Regions from separate parts of the Homo sapiens genome. Here region 2 is linked to region 1. The links are chromatin contacts, found by Hi-C or POLR2A ChIA-PET in ENCODE. All regions are on one chromosome and are shown on one strand. The core of a region is the stretch at or near the end of the contact, and the rest is flanking DNA. Distances in the headings are between cores, read along the strand shown. Region 1 has its middle 56 kb from the start of MIR148A. Region 2 overlaps LOC105375199 (a long non-coding RNA gene).

Evidence for each region. A loop is a pair of places that touch in the nucleus more often than their neighbours do. ChIA-PET counts read pairs that join two places held with the same protein, here RNA polymerase II (POLR2A). Pooled maps may share reads with other maps.
Region 2: a loop to region 1 is called in a map of pancreas, with 3 times the contacts of the local background. The contact joins two enhancer-like sites. A Hi-C loop is called at or near these places in 2 of 168 maps with a recorded cell type or tissue (Caco-2 and pancreas), 12 of 37 single-sample maps with no recorded cell type and 6 of 50 pooled maps. POLR2A ChIA-PET finds 5 or more read pairs at or near these places in 4 of 52 experiments (OCI-LY7, Panc1, activated CD4-positive, alpha-beta T cell and 1 more).

What each region holds. Positions count from the first base shown.
Region 1 is chr7:25,890,632-25,898,237 of GRCh38, reverse strand. No RefSeq gene overlaps it. Among named protein-coding and RNA genes, the nearest start is that of MIR148A, 56 kb to the left of the region's middle. RefSeq lists enhancers at 2,889-2,978, 5,172-5,251. Within about 2 kb of position 3,862, at least 11 of the 41 ENCODE cell types and tissues checked have a DNase peak (open chromatin) inside an H3K27ac peak, as active enhancers do; they include pancreas, where a contact is called at or near this core.
Region 2 is chr7:26,003,149-26,010,754 of GRCh38, reverse strand. All of the region lies in intron 6 of LOC105375199 (a long non-coding RNA gene), which reads left to right. Among named protein-coding and RNA genes, the nearest start is that of MIR148A, 57 kb to the right of the region's middle. RefSeq lists an enhancer at 1-343. Within about 2 kb of position 4,859, at least 3 of the 41 ENCODE cell types and tissues checked have a DNase peak (open chromatin) inside an H3K27ac peak, as active enhancers do; they include pancreas, where a contact is called at or near this core.

The DNA.
Region 1 (7,606 bases), core at 2,613-5,112:
AAAGTCATCATCCAGATAGAATAACTAGCAGAGAAACAAGATGTATACCAAAATGTTAAGGCCTAACTGTGACTAATGAGATTACAAATACAATTTTTTACATTTAATACCCATTTCCCATGTTTTCTATAAATAAGATGTAATTTTATAATCAGAAAAAAAGATTATATTTAAAAATTTTTAAATTATAAAAGCAGCCAGTGAGACTAAACACTAAAAATAAAGAGTGATTTGGGGATTAAAAATGGTCATTTTATCTAGATTGGTTCATAAACTGTATGGTTCATGTTCAGGAAAAACTAACAAACAAAAATATGGTGCTAATTTGTTACATTTCCAAGGAGAAGATTAAGGATGTATGATTTAAAGATGAAAACCACAATTGCAATAGAGCATGTGGCAAATATTTCAAGCTAGCAAAGTTTGACTAGGTAGTGGAATCACTTTCATGACTAAAGAAAGCTATACTGAATGTGTAGGAGTGAGGCTCTAGGGAGCCTCACTAGGAGAAGCTCTTGCAAGATCCCTGCACCATGTGGTAAGCTGGTTTCTTCCTCCGTGGTCTTTGGCCCTGGCTTGTTTTGTGTGATAAAAAGGAAGAGTCATCGGAGAGCTTCATATACAGCGAACACAACCTCAGAGATACTTTGGAGCTTTCTGGGTGGGGGAGAAAGACGTGGCAAAAGCAGCTGAAGGATTCAGGGTTAACACTTTGCCTTTTGAAGAGACTTCAGTTCTTGGAGGGCTTCCAGTCTGAATTTGGGGAATTCATCAACAGGAAAACAAATAGCTGGCAGGCTCTGTATTTACTCTGCCCTTCTCAAGGTTGCAACATAAATCTCCCAACTTGGAAAGCATTAAGGCCGAGGAGACATTTTGTGAGTTCAGGGACTCTCCTCCAGTCTGCATGAACCACGTCTACCCTCATTTCGGGAAAACACAGGCACCAGCCCTCAAGGTGCTGCGGGAGACAGTACTGACACTGTTTGACTCGCTTGGGGCAGACTGGGGAAATGAGAGCTGGAAAACTTGAGTTCTCAAGTGAGAGCTGTTGGTCTGCTTTGGAAAAAACCCACTTACGCCAGGAGAATGAAAGCCCTGAGAAGTTCTCACTGGGTGAGTTTATGGCAGGCTTGCCATGAAAAATACCCAATGGTTCTTTGATGGTGCCCGAATTGTAATATAGCTAGATCAATTCTGGAAGCAACCTTCTTCAACACCACTGGAATATGTATGCTCCCATGCCCAACGTTTCCAATTAGCAGAGAAGCTAATGCTGGAAACCATTACATATAATCCAGAAAAACTGTCTATGTAACATTATAAAAATTGAATATGTGTCAGAAGTGGATTTAGATTCTTTGGGTTAATATTATTTTTGCAATTAAGTAAGGAACTGACATTAATTTACTTGCTCTGTGTGATTAGGTTAATTTACTCCAGAATAATCTTGCATTTTAAAAATTAAAAATGGTAGCTGTATCTTCTCATTATCAATCAAACTAGCAGTGGCACTACAGAAACATCGTCATTTTGTACTCAACTGTGCTCTTATAGACAGTCAAATAAGCACTAAAAAATGACAAATTACCATGCTCTGATAGATCTTCACGTTTAAGTACCTACAAATAACTGTCCATTTGTGAATGGTTAAGCTTAATCCATTATTTTTCCTATAAGCAAGATAACCTCTTTCATAAATAGATATCTACAAATAATACTTAGAGCAGTTTAACTCTTAGATATAATAATGCCACAGTATGTAGAAAACGAAATAGGCTTACAAAAATAAAGCTAAATAGTTTATCCTTTTTTTGACCTTCACAAATGTAAGTGTTCTATCTATGGCTCTATAAATTGTTTAAATCCTTTAATGATGCAAATGCGCTGATAATGTTCCTATACTTGCTGGAACTATGGTTCTGTTAATATTTTGAAAATTACTTTAATTAACCTTATCTCATTTTGTAGTAGTTATAGAACACTTTTATATTTTTTAACTGTGCACTAATTTGTTTCATCATTAACCTTGGGTTTTACCCTTGGTAATTATGGTAATTCATAATTTGGGTTGTGTCAGGTGCTAGTGGATTCAAACAATACATATTGTGGGAACCATCAATAGCTTTGGTAGTCAGGATTCTTTAGTTTGCAGGGGACAGAAAAAAGGCTTGGCAGGCTGGAGGGTAGAGGGGCAGGGTTCCGCAGAAGATTCCCAGGAATGGTTTTTAGTTGGCCAAGGACTCTGGTGGAGGAAGGGGGATGCTGAGTGGCCTAGGTCAGGCACTTACCCGACCCTCCCTAACTCCTCCTTCTGAAATCAGAGAGGGAGGAATCTGTGATAGAAGAAGGAGGAAAAGGAATGGATAGCCCCAAACACTGCGCACTATAATAGTTAATCATATTGATAGTGAGCGCGCGGTCTCTCTCTCTCTTTCTCTCCAGGCAGCCAAAGACTGCCACCATATGCAACTGGGTCCTGCATTTTTCATCTGCATCACCAATTTGTCACTCGAAAACCCAGGTCTCAATCCTCCCTGATTTTTCCAGAAACACCACTAGTATCCAATTCAGTAGGTCCCTATCATGGGCAGTGCGGGGGCGCCGGGCGTGGGCGACGCTCGTGTGTGACTCGCAGCTGGGCAGCCATCCCCGCGGGCGTCCTGGCTCCCCTTCCCTCTGAAAGCGCCGGGGCGGGCCAGCAGGGGGCGAGTTTCATTTCCGCACCGGAGACCCAGCCGGAATCACAAATGCCGCGAACTACACCCTCCTTTCCTGATCTGGCCAGGAGTCTGTGTCATTAAAACTCTCAGTTCTGCTTTTCCCTATATTAACATTATCTTCATTTTGAGCACATCACGTTCAGTGACAGAAAAGGAGATCCCATGAGTCACTGGAGGTAGACTTAAAATAGCTTAAGGATGATATTTCATGGATGTTAGTGACATCAGTCGAAGAAGCAGTGCTTTCAAAGAGCAGAATTCCTCATATTCACTCTTCGGATACCCAGCAGTTTTCCAGGTCTTGGTCTATACCCAGCCTTTTTCTTGGAGGAAGGTGCTCATCTTCCCACACAGGCTACACAGGGGGCAGGGAAAGTTGGGACAGGTGGCACAAGGCCATGTGAAGCCCCCCGTCCTCCTGCCGGGGCATCTTACATATTGCTGCCACTGCCGAGGGGGCATATCTGTGTATAGCTGCCCAGCAGAGTACAGGGAAGGTGTTATGTGGGAAGGAAGACTCCTGGGTGGGTAGGAGTTTGGGCTAAGTCCCTCCTGGTCCAGGTAACTTAGCTGGCCCCTGCAGATATGAGTGGTGGGAGACGGGATCCGGCGGGTGAGAGAGGGGAACCACAGAACCACAGGCTTTTCTCAGGTCGGGGAAAGACCTTAGAGATCACTTAGCTCAATGTCTTCTTTTCCTGACGCCCAGGGAAATTGTGAACAAATTCACCACCACAGAACTAGGCAAGTCCCCTGGTGGGCAAATGGACACCTTCACAGAAGCCATTTTCTTTCCTTGTGTATTATGTATCAAAGGCTAACTGTTTAACAAGCAACCCCGTGTCACAGTGGCTTAACACAAAACAAGTTATTTCTTGCTCTTGGACCACTGAAAGCGTTTCTTGGACAGCTTCCATGCAGTGATTCAGGGACCCAGGCACCTTTCATTCTGTGGCCCCACCATCCCTAAGGGCCTTAATGTTTGCTGCTGAGTACTCTGCATCTGGCTGTGACAGGTAGAGAGAGAGAATGAAGGACTGTGCAGGAGGTGGGCAGGCCTCACTGCCACTCACATTCCACTAGCTAGACGCCACTCTCAGGGCCAACCTTCCCCCAAGGGGAGCTGGGAAATGTAGTCCAGCTGTGTGCACAGGAAGCAGATAGGATGGCTCGGGGCAAGCACACAGCAGTGTCTGCCTCACCTATCTTCAAAGAAAACAGTCTTTGAGTTCTTTTGGGTTATTTACACTGGGTAGCAGAAGGCACATGATCTTTGGAGGTGGACAGACTTGGGTTTGGATATTGGCAGTGTGACCTTGGGCAAAGAAGTAACCTTTAGCCTCAGTTTGCTCAGCTGGTAAATGGGGCTATCTTGTGGGTATTACCTGAGGTAAGGAATGTAACTTGTCTATGTTACCACGTGGTCTCACATGTTTGTTTGTACAAACCAATGGGGCTGGGAGTATTGTTGGGGGAGGAGGAAACAGACTTCCTGTGTCCCATTTCCCCCACTCTGGATGGCAGCACTGCCCAACAGCTTCATTAGACGCCAAGAGTGGTGGCACTTTCTTCTGTCACTTGTTAAATTTCGATGTAGTTCATTCTAATCAATATGGGACTTTGGAAGGAAAAAAAGCATTCCCCAAACCCACAAGCAACCATTTTATTTGATTCATAAAAATTCAGTCACTGAGAAGGCAGTTCCAGCAAGAGAGTTTTGATCCTTCTTGCTCAGGCTGAGATGGTCACATCTAGAAAGCAGTGATTTTAAAATCCTATTTTCTTCTGAAAAAAAAAAAAATTTTTCTGAAGGGCAGTGAAAAGAGAAATAATCTAAGCTGAAGTGTCACTTTTCACTTATGGATATTGATGCTCTAAGACTAAATCTGGCTGACAGGAGTAAAGAGAACTGCCTTCTCATCATGGGTGAGACCCTGCAGGGTGAGATGTGGCTCAGGTATCATGGTGTGCCCAGGGACTGGCACATTAGGGGCTTCAATAAATATTTGCTGGTTAAATTAATAGGTGATTGAAGACAGTTACAGAAGTAATAACAACGAAAACAATTTTTTGGCCTGAAACGTCACTTTTTTTTTTTTTTTTTTGCGGGGTGGGTGGAGGGGAGGCAGTGGAATCCTGCATTTTAGTTTTTGGATTCCCTGAATGGTTTCTTCAATCATAAATGTTTGCTAAACACACACACACACACACACACACACACACACACACACACACACGCTCATACACGCTCATACACATGCCGACATTCTATAGGAAGGTAAAATAAAGAGGAAGCCCAATTGTGTCTGCCTTTTTAGGGCATTGTCCTTTAAAATAACCTTCCAAGCCTAGCTAGTTAAGCTTAGTGGCGATAAGATATTGAAAGCAATAAATAAATCCACATACGGATCTCAGAAGGTTAACAGTTTTTTAAGAAATTATTGTTCAAATCCAAGGGTAAAATGGCGCCTGAAATTACAAAACGTGGTCCTGTAGTGCCCTCTGGTGTCTTTTGCCTGGAATTGTCAAAGTCTGCCATTGCACCTAGCTCTAGTTATTAGCATAATCTTGATTTATTTGAGTCCGGGACTTTGGGGCCCTGGCTGATTTGGAGGGGAAGTGGGGGACGCAGGAAGCTGGGACTACTTTCTTTCAGGCCTTTTTTCAAATGGGTTACCAGCACAATGTAAAAATAATTTTATATTAACCCTGGTATAAGATTTAAAAATTGAAACGAATCATTATCTTGAAAAGAAGCCTTTTAGCTCCAAAAAATTATTGGCTTTTTTTCCAGAAGGCATATTATGCAGTTTCTTTTGTCCATTAAGCTATTCTTTGCAAATCAATTGGACAGAGGACATTTTTTAATTTCAGAAATTAATTATCACATGTAATAACTGAACCATTCTTTATTTTTTCTTGATACCCATTCAGTTAAATAAAAGACATGTGAGCTAGTCTATGAAATAGAATAAAGATTATGAATAAAATTAAAATATTCTAAAAGACAGTATTTTTTATGTTAAAAAAGTGTTGAAATTTATTCCATAAGGATGTTCATATTTTGAGGAAGGGGAAACTAGTCAAATTATACATATTTGGCAAGTGAAAATGGTGTAAGGCAATCACTGAGAGTTTTAGATTGTTAGTATTTGTTAATGAATCTGGCTTAACTCTAAATGCTGCAGCCAACATGGTAAAGTGCTATGAAAAAAGAAGGGTCTTCTTTCACCACCTTCTGTGAAGATGAAAGTCAATTTAATTCAATTTGTAGGTATTTAATGGGTGGCTCTGAGCACCAGGGACTGGGCTTAGGCCTGGCCTGGGTGGAATCCCTGACCCTCAGGAGCTCCAGGCCCAGGAGGGGGACATGTTGGCAACACCCGCCATTTGCAGTCCAGGGGATGCAGGCTGCGCTGGAAAGAGAGCATGCAGGAAGGAGCCTGTGAGATTGAAGGAATCAGGGGAGGCCTCCCTGGAGGACATGACCTTGGAAGATAGGAGTCAGCCAGGTGGGCAAGAGATGCAGGGCATCACAGACACAGGAAGGGCCAGCAGAGCACTTCTTTGGAGCAGGGATATGGAGGGGAGGAGAGGTCAACCTAGAGAGGGTCCCCAACATGCTCTACTGAGCCAAACAGTTTTATAACAAGAGCCTGGAGTGCTCTGCAGGGTTTAGGCCAGAGAGGGATACGTGCAGCCCAGTAGCCCAGAGAACATGGGTTGGAGGGGAGCCAGCTGAGGTTGACCACAGATTCTCAGTGGAAGGACAGTGCATGTCTCAAATTCTTCTCGCTTTGTGACAATAGTCACCAACGTTTATGAAGACCCTTGCAGGCAGGAGTGCAGAGCAGAGAAGAGACTGGAGCTTCGGCACTTGGCAAGACCTCCCTGAAAGGCTGGCTTGCCCACTGCCAACTTTGGGCGGGTTTCCTGACCTCTTGAAGCCTCAGTGTTTTCCCCAGTGAACTGGGCATGATGAAACTACTTTCCAGGATTGGAGAAGGTGTATAGGATGTGATTGGCAGAGGGGCTGGCACATTGCAAGTGCCTTGTAAATGATACTTGACTTTTATTAAAGGGAAAATGATTCACATCATAAAAGCTCGAGATCAAGCCAGGCCCCTGCATATAATCTCATGGCAACTCCAAACCATCTTATAGCATCTGGTTATGTATATTTTTATATGATTATACGATTAATGTCTGCTCCTTCTTCTAGCTCCACAAAGGCAGGACTGTGTCCTGCTGACAGCCCATGTGAACCTTGTCACCATGGTTCATGTGCATGGAAGGTGCTAGAAAATAGCCATCAAATGAAGGACAAGGAGAATGGCTGGGGACAGCTCTGCCAACATCTTCTTGCTTTGGTGATGACAGAACTAAAAAATGGTAAAGGAACCCAAATATTTCCCATAATACTGTGATTCTGGGACTGAAAACTTGTTTTGTAACGTACAGTTGAATTAGGGGCATTAGTGTCCTCATTCTAGCCAAGTGGGAGGACAAAGTAGTGGTTGACAGAACTGGCCTCTGAGTCAGAAAGACCTGGATTAGGGTTTCAGTTTCATCACCAACTTCTCTGCGCCTGCATTTGCTCATCTGCAGAATAGGGATGAGATGCTTTGTTTGCAGAGTCCTGAGGACTAAACAAGGCAACCTACTTAACACCCTTAGCACAAACTCAACTCCTGTTTTTAGGTGGTATTGATTATTGACTTTATGGATGAAAAATGTCTTTCAGATTCTGGTTCGCTGTTCTGTAGCACGGGAAAGACAAATAGTGGTTTCCATGTTTATTCTCTGCAGTAAAGAAAAATTATCCTGTATTCAGTTTTAAAGGTTTAAAAATCTCAAAAACAACAACTTCTCTGCATCTCTAA
Region 2 (7,606 bases), core at 3,610-6,109, 110 kb before region 1:
TTCTTATGTATAGCCTGTTACAGGCTATTCTTATGTATAGCCTGTTACAGGCTATTCTTATGTATAGCCTGTTACAGGCTATTCTTATGTATAGCCTGTAACAGGCTATTCTTATGTATAGCCTGTTACAGGCTATTCTATTATGATTAAGAAAGATCATGTCAGCCCTATGCATTTTTTTTTTTTTTTTTGAGACAGAGTTTTGTTCATGTTGCCCAGGCTGGAGTGCAATGGTGTGGTCTTGGCTCACTGCAACCCCTGCCTCCCGGGTTTAAGTGATTCTCCTGCCTCAGCCTCCTGAGTAGCTGGGACTAGAGGTGCTTGCCACCACACTTTGCTAACTTTTGTATTTTTAGTAGAGATGGGGTTTCACCATGTTGGCCAGGCTGGTCTTGAACTCCAGTGATTCACTTGCCTCGGCCTCCCAAAGGGCTGGGATTACAGATGTGAGCCACCATGCCTGTCCCACCCCTGTCTTTGACCTGGCAGGGGCTCCCCGTCTTACTGACAGTAAAGGGCCCAAGCCCTTCCAATAGCCCTTTGTGATGTGACTCTCCAGCCTCTCATGTTCTGACCTCGTGTTCTACCATGCCCTCAGCCTGAGCTTCCTCCACTCCAGCCACACTGACCTCCTTGCTGTGCCTTGAGCTCCAGGCTTCCTCCCCATATCTACATGGCTTTCTCACTCACCTTCTTCAGTCTTGGCTCAAGTGTCATCTTTTCTGGTTATCCCATGTAATACTACAAACTGCCCCACTCCTCCCCTCTCCCATCCTGATCTCTCTTAGACCTTCCTTTGTTTTCTATTTTTTCCAAGACAGGAATTATCCTCCAACACCCTATATAAATTACTTACTTGTCGCTCTGAAAATGCCAGCTCTACGAGGGAAGGGACCTTTGTGTGTTGTATTCATGATGTGTCCCAAGCCCCTAGAACAGTGCCTGGCTAGCCAAGTGTGGTGGCTCACACCTGTAATCCCAGCACTTTGGGAGGCTGAGGCAGGTAGAGTGCTTAAGTCCAAGAGTTTAAGACCAGCCTGGGCAACATGGCAAAACTCCATCTCTAAAAAAATTTTAAAAATTAAAAGATAAATATAAAAGAACAGTGCCTGGTGCATAGTAGGTGCTCAATAAGTACTTGTTGAATGAATGAATGAAACACACATACAAATAAGCCCCCTCCTAATACCCCACACATGAGTCAGTTGCCCTCACCAGCGAGGATGTGGATTGCATTTCCTAAGAACCAGAAGTTTTGCTGGCTACACGTTTTTACAGTAAGTGGTCACCGGATTCCATTGTCAAGGTACTCACTGAGGGTGGTGCTGAGCTGAGCTTTTATCAAGGAAGGGAATAATACAATTGCGTTCCCCATCTCCTTAGTGGTATTAAATGTAAGATGAGGCCAGGGGCAGTGGCTCACGCCTGTAATCCCAGCACTTTGGGAGGCAGAGGCGGGTGGATCACCTGAGGTCAGGAGTTTGAGACCAGCCTGGCCAACATGGTGAAACCCTGTCTCTACTAAAAATATAAAAAAATTAGCCAAGCGTGGTGGCAGGTGCCTGTAATCACAGCTACTTGGGAGGCTGAGATAGGAGAATCACTTGAACCTGGGAGGCAGAGGCTGCAGTGAGCTGTGATCGTGCCACTGCACTCTAGCCTGGGTGACCAAGCAAGACTCCATCTCAAAAAAAAAAAACAAACAAACAAACAGATGAATACGCTAACGTGATACAGATTACCAAGGACAAAACCAAGGAACAAAGAGGGTTAACATATAATCAACTGTAAAGCGACTGCATCTTACACACACCAGAGACAGTCATTTAGCAAATAGCTTTTAAGCTCTAGCTTTTGCTACAACATATCCTGAATCTCCCAACCCGCCACTGCCTAAGCCCTACCCTGAGTTGACTATTATGCAGATTAAGGGTATGAAGAAGGAACCCTGGTGCCGTCATCTCCTTGTTAGTGTTGTGCTTATGTCACTTTGATCACATCACATGCCAGGAAGGGATAGGGGCTGGCAGCGAACAGCATGGTTCTTGGGGCATGCAGTAGCCTGGTTTCCCATCCTGTCCCGTCACTTAGGAGTCATGAGGCCTGAGTACCTTCCTTAAGGCCTCAGGGATGCTGAGCTCCCCCAGGTTTCCTCAGCTGGGAAATCAGCCTTCCACGAATGAGGTAATCCCTGCAAAGCGCTTAGAACAGCTCCTGCTTATGGTAAACCCTCAATCAATGTTAAAGTCTGTTGTTACTCAGGAATCCACTGCATAACCTGAATGTCTTGCCTGACCTTCATGTTCCTCATCAGTGGCACCTCCACCCCACGCCTGCCCCCCACCCCGCCCCGATCTTGCCATCTTGTTTCCCAGTACCAGCTCCTTTTTTTTTTTTTTTTTTTTTTTTTGCTATGTTGCTCAGGCTGGAGTGCAGTGGCGCGATCTCGGCTCATTGCAGCCTCTGCCTTCCGGGTTCAAGCGATTCTCGTGCCTCAGCGTCCCGAGTAGCTGGGATTGTAGGTGCACACCACAATGCCTGGCTAATTTTTGTATTCTTTGTAGAGATGGGGTTTCACCATGTTGGTCAGGCTGGTCTCAAACTCCTGGCCTGAAGCATTTCACCCATCTCAGCCTCCCAAAGTGTTGGGATTACAGGCGCCTGCCACCACGCCCAGCTAATTTTTGTATTTTTAGTATAGACAGGGTTTTGCCATGTTGGCTAGGCTGGTCTCAAATTCTGGACCTCAGGTGATCTGCCCACCTCAGCCTCCCAAAGTGCTGGGATTACAGGTGTGAGCCACTGCGCCTGGCTGCTCTTACTTCTTGTGCCAACTCAACTCTGGAGTGGTCTTCCCCACTAATTTTCTGGTCCTTCCAAATTGAGCCCAAGTCACTGCTCCAGGTCCCTCCTCTCCTGCCTGGCTCCTACTGCTCCCTCCCATCTCTCCCTCCTCTGCAAGCTCATTGAGCTTATCTCTTGACTCACGCATTAGTGCTGTTGATTGGAAGCCAGCTGTACATTATTTTTGCCTCGCTCAAGGATCTCTGAGAAGGAACACTGGTCCTGCAATTGTTAGCCTTTGCTTTATCTTCATTCTTGTTTTTTCAGGTGCAGTGAGGCCTTGGGAAACAGCCTGCTTAGCCCAGAGGTAGAGGAGAGGGTTTCATCCATTCACTCATTCAGCAAATATTTATGGAGCACAAATGACATGCTTGGCATAGAGGCATATATCATTCCTTCCCAACGGGAGCTCTGTCTTCTTGAGATGACACTGCAATACACATGAAGTTCTAACTTGGCACTCTGTGTGAAAGGGAGTTGTATAGGAATGAGCATGGTTTTGGAGGGAGCCTCGCTGGCATTGAATGCTGGCTCAGCCACTAACTGGTTGTGTGACCTTGGATGGTTAGCTTAACCTCTTAGAAACTCAGTTTCCTCATCTGTAAAATTGAGTGATGGCCTGCTCTTCCCAGAGTTGTTATTTTCTATTGCTCTTGGGCACCCACTTGGCTGGGTAGCCTAAGGATGGGTGGGTGGAGGTGGAGGGGTCAGGTCCCTCAACTTGCCACTGATGGGATCTTACTTTCTTCAGGCCTTGAGATCTCAGTGTGAAATAGCTGTCTCTGGGATAGGTGCTCAGTTTTCCAGCCTCTTCCCTTGCCATCCTCTCCAAGCGGTGTCTAGGGCTGATGCAGTAGTTCTCAACCTACTACAGTGTTTGTCTTCAGGGGACATTTGGTGTCCCGAGGTGTTTTTGATGATCACTACTGAAGAGGGGAGGGGAGTGCTACTGGCATCTGGTGGGTAGGGGGCAGGGATACTGCTAAACATTCTACAATGTGTAGGCAGCCTCCATCAGTGAAGAATTATCTGGTCCAAACGTCAATAGTGCTGAGGTGACCACAGAGTAGTAGATCTCATGACAGGGATCTTATTGCTGCAGTCCATGGAGCTGGTGCAGCTTCTCTCCCGTTTACCTGGCTCTCCACCTTAGCTCTCCCTAGCAATGCAGACCTTTTTGAATTTCAGCTTTGACCTGTAACTGACCTGTCTGGTAGAGTTGCCTCACCCCTTATCACCTTATCTCCTGGACTCTCCACTCCCCTTTGCTCCATAGGAACCAGTGTTGGTGAGGGACACTTACTCAGGACTCTTCCCTACCTGACTTACACTGGGCTGCCACTTCCACCCCGCTGTGCCTACCCTGTACTGGCAGGGTGACGCCCAGGACTGGAGTCACCTCCTGCAGTTCCCAATGAAGAGCAGAGTATCAAGATCCCTCACCTTCCAGCCTTCCCCCAATCCAGCTGAAGCCCGGCTCCACCCCGTACCAGGATTCCCATCCAGAGGTGGATGAGGGGGCAGGATTCAGGGTCCAACTGTCTGCTGCCATCCATCAGCCCATCCTTCATCGGCTCCATCTTCTTCCTCTTGGACCCGAGAGGCTTGCTTTGACTTCCCATCCTGCCTGGCTCGTATTCTTGTCCATCCAGAATGGCATTTCTTCTCCCTCTTCCCTGGAGCTATGGAATGTGTGCAGGGAATGTGACTAGGGCGTGGGATGAAAAAACACACCACTCATAGTTTCCAAATATTATTCCTGTTACACAGTCTACGTGGCATATATTCTCCCAGGCTTCCTAGCACAGGCGAGACCATGAGACCGTGGAGTGCCTTCGGTGAGAATTATCATTTCTCTCACTCTGGGAACACAGCAAAGGAAGTGATAGAGAGATAGGATGGCAGCTTCTCAACATATGTCTGTGAATGTATCATTCCTCAGTTTCTCCAGGAAACTCTTTCTTCACTTCCCTGAGTTAGGGCGGTGCCCCTGATGACGTCACGTGGGCCTTTCCAAGACTTTGAGCAGCAGCAGGTCAGGTCAGCACCTGTGCACTGTTTGCCTGGTTTATCTTGTTTTCTATGGGAAAAGCTGCAGCTGTTAACTCTTAATAAAGAGTTAACAGCAGTCACCTCATGACAGAGGTTGAGACTTTGGCCATGTGTTTTATTTAATAACAGTGCTCTACTCTGCTTCTGCCAAGCTATCTTTGGGAAACGTGTCTCAAGCATTGTGCTAATCTTACTGTGAACTCTTGAAATCTTAAAATAAGAAAAGATATACACATATATATCTCTTAAGAAAACATTATTTCATTACACTATAATTTTTGATTTCAGTAATTATGATTTGGCAAATTTATTTTTATCTTGCAAGTGGCAAAATGCAATTAAATGATATCAAGTGTAAAAGAGAAATAATGACGTTTTCTTTCCATAAATCATTTGAAAAAACTGTAGGACTTTATATTCTTTTAATAGTTTTTGCAATTTAAGCCTCGTGTTTATACCACTTTATGAAGGTGATTTTTTTAAAAGCATAAGTTTGTTTTACTATAAATTATAATTCTGTAAACATCAGAAATGCAAACTTGTGGACTTCTGTTCATGTTTATATGTCAACATACTTAAGTGCCAGCAGAAGTTCTGTGATCAATAAGACACAATTTATATGCATTATTTTGAAGCGTCCTTGGCTGGAAATGTTGGTTGGCAATATCCAAATTATGGCTGAATATGAACGATGATAATCAATAAGAAGGGTAACATCAATATGGCTGTGGTGGCAAGCTCTGTTTCAGCAGGGGAAGTAAAGCAGCTATTGATTTGAATGAAGCAGATAAACCTAACCATAATTTTAAGTAGACTGGTGGGTCCAACTGAGAGTTTTATGATGCTAAAATTAACCCTTGTGTTGCTAGGGGCATGTAATTGCTGCTAGCAGTCTTGTGTGATTTTGTGTAAAGTTTGCCCCTACAGTAAATTTAGACCCAATGAAATAGCTGAAGTATTTTGTTTGCATTTGGAGTTAACAAATAAAATATACCAGACTTTTATTCTGATATCTAGTAATGTCAATCAAGAAGATAAACCAATGCAATTTATTAAATATCTTGAATTTAGGTTGCGTTTTAATCTTAGGTCAATGATTTCCATCTCTGACTGCTATTACCTGGAGAACTTGAAAAACAAAACTAAGCAGCAGACCCATTGAATCAGTCTCTCTGGGTCCTGGGCATGGGTATTTTAAAAAATAAACGATGATTTTGATATGCATCAGGGATTAGAACTTCTGACAAATAATCTTGTGAAGGAAAGCTTTAAGTAGTTCAACTAGTTTGCAATCCAATTAGTTTCTATTATAGTTTAATTTTAGCTGAAGTACAGGTAGTCTTTTTTATTTTTTTTTAAAAAAAGCAATCTGTGTAAGATCAAAGGCGGGTGTAACTTAGATATCCTCAGGGTGTCTGTGGCATTCACAACAATGGGTGAGCCTCATGATGGTCACCTGGAAATATTTCAGTTGATCAATCCATCAAGATGGTGAGGATCTGTGTTCTCAGTGAGCCCTTTCCTCCTCATGAGGTTGGAGTCGCTTCTGAGGGATTCCCTGAAAGAGCTAAAAGACTGTGAGTATAAGGTATTAAAAAAAAAAAAAAGAAAGAAAGAAAAAAGAAAAGACTGTGAGTATAAGGTATTAAAAAAAAAAAAAAGAAAGAAAGAAAAAAGAAAAGACTGTGAGTATAACGAATCAGGTTTTGCATCTCATTCCTGCCACCTACTTGTCCTGCCCCAGGGCTGTGGTCTGTAGATCCCCAGCATCACCAGGTGCAGGGTAGCAATGCAGAGTAGCAATGCAGAGTCTCGGGCCCTACCCAGAACCATGAACCCGATTCTGCTTTGTAAATCCCCTCTGCTTCCTGGCAGGGTGTTTGGGAGGATCAAGTGCATGATATAAAAGTATCTTTGTATTTTTTATTGTAGTAAAATACACATAAAATTTTACCATTTTAACCATTTTTAGGTGTGCAGTGGCATTATTCACATTGTTGTGCAACCATCACCACCATCTAGCTCCAGAACTTTTTCTTTTTTTTTTTTTTGAGACAGAGTCTTGCACTGTCACCAGGCTGGAGTGCAGTGGTGTGATCTCAGTTCACTGCAACCTCCGCCTCCCTGGTTCAAGCAATTCTCCTGCCTCAGCCTCCTGAGTAGCTGGGACTACAGGCGTGCACCACCACACCCAGCTAAGTTTTGTATTTTTAGTAGAGACAGTGTTTCACCATGTTGGCCAGGATGGTCTCGATCTCTTGACCTCGTGATCCATCTGCCTCAGGCTCCCAAAGTGCTGGGATTACAGGCGTGAGCCACCGTGCCCAGCCCAGAACTTTTTATCTTCCCAAAGTGAAGCTGTGTGCCGTGGAACACGAACTTTAAATTCCCTTTTCCCCTTGGCCCCTTGCAACTACTATTCTACTTGTGAGTTTGACTATTCCAGCTGGCACATCTATGTGGAATCATATAACATCTGTCCTTTGGTGACTGGTTTATTTCACTTAGCATTATGTCTTCAAGGTTTATCCGTGTCGTAGCATGTGCCAGAATTTCATTGCTTTTTAAAGCTGAATAATATTTCAATAAATGTGTAGACCACATTTTGTTTATCCATTCATCTTTGACATTTGGTTTATTTCTATATTTTGGTTATTGTGAATAATGCTGCTATGAACACAGGTGTACAAATATCTGAGTCTTTGCTTTC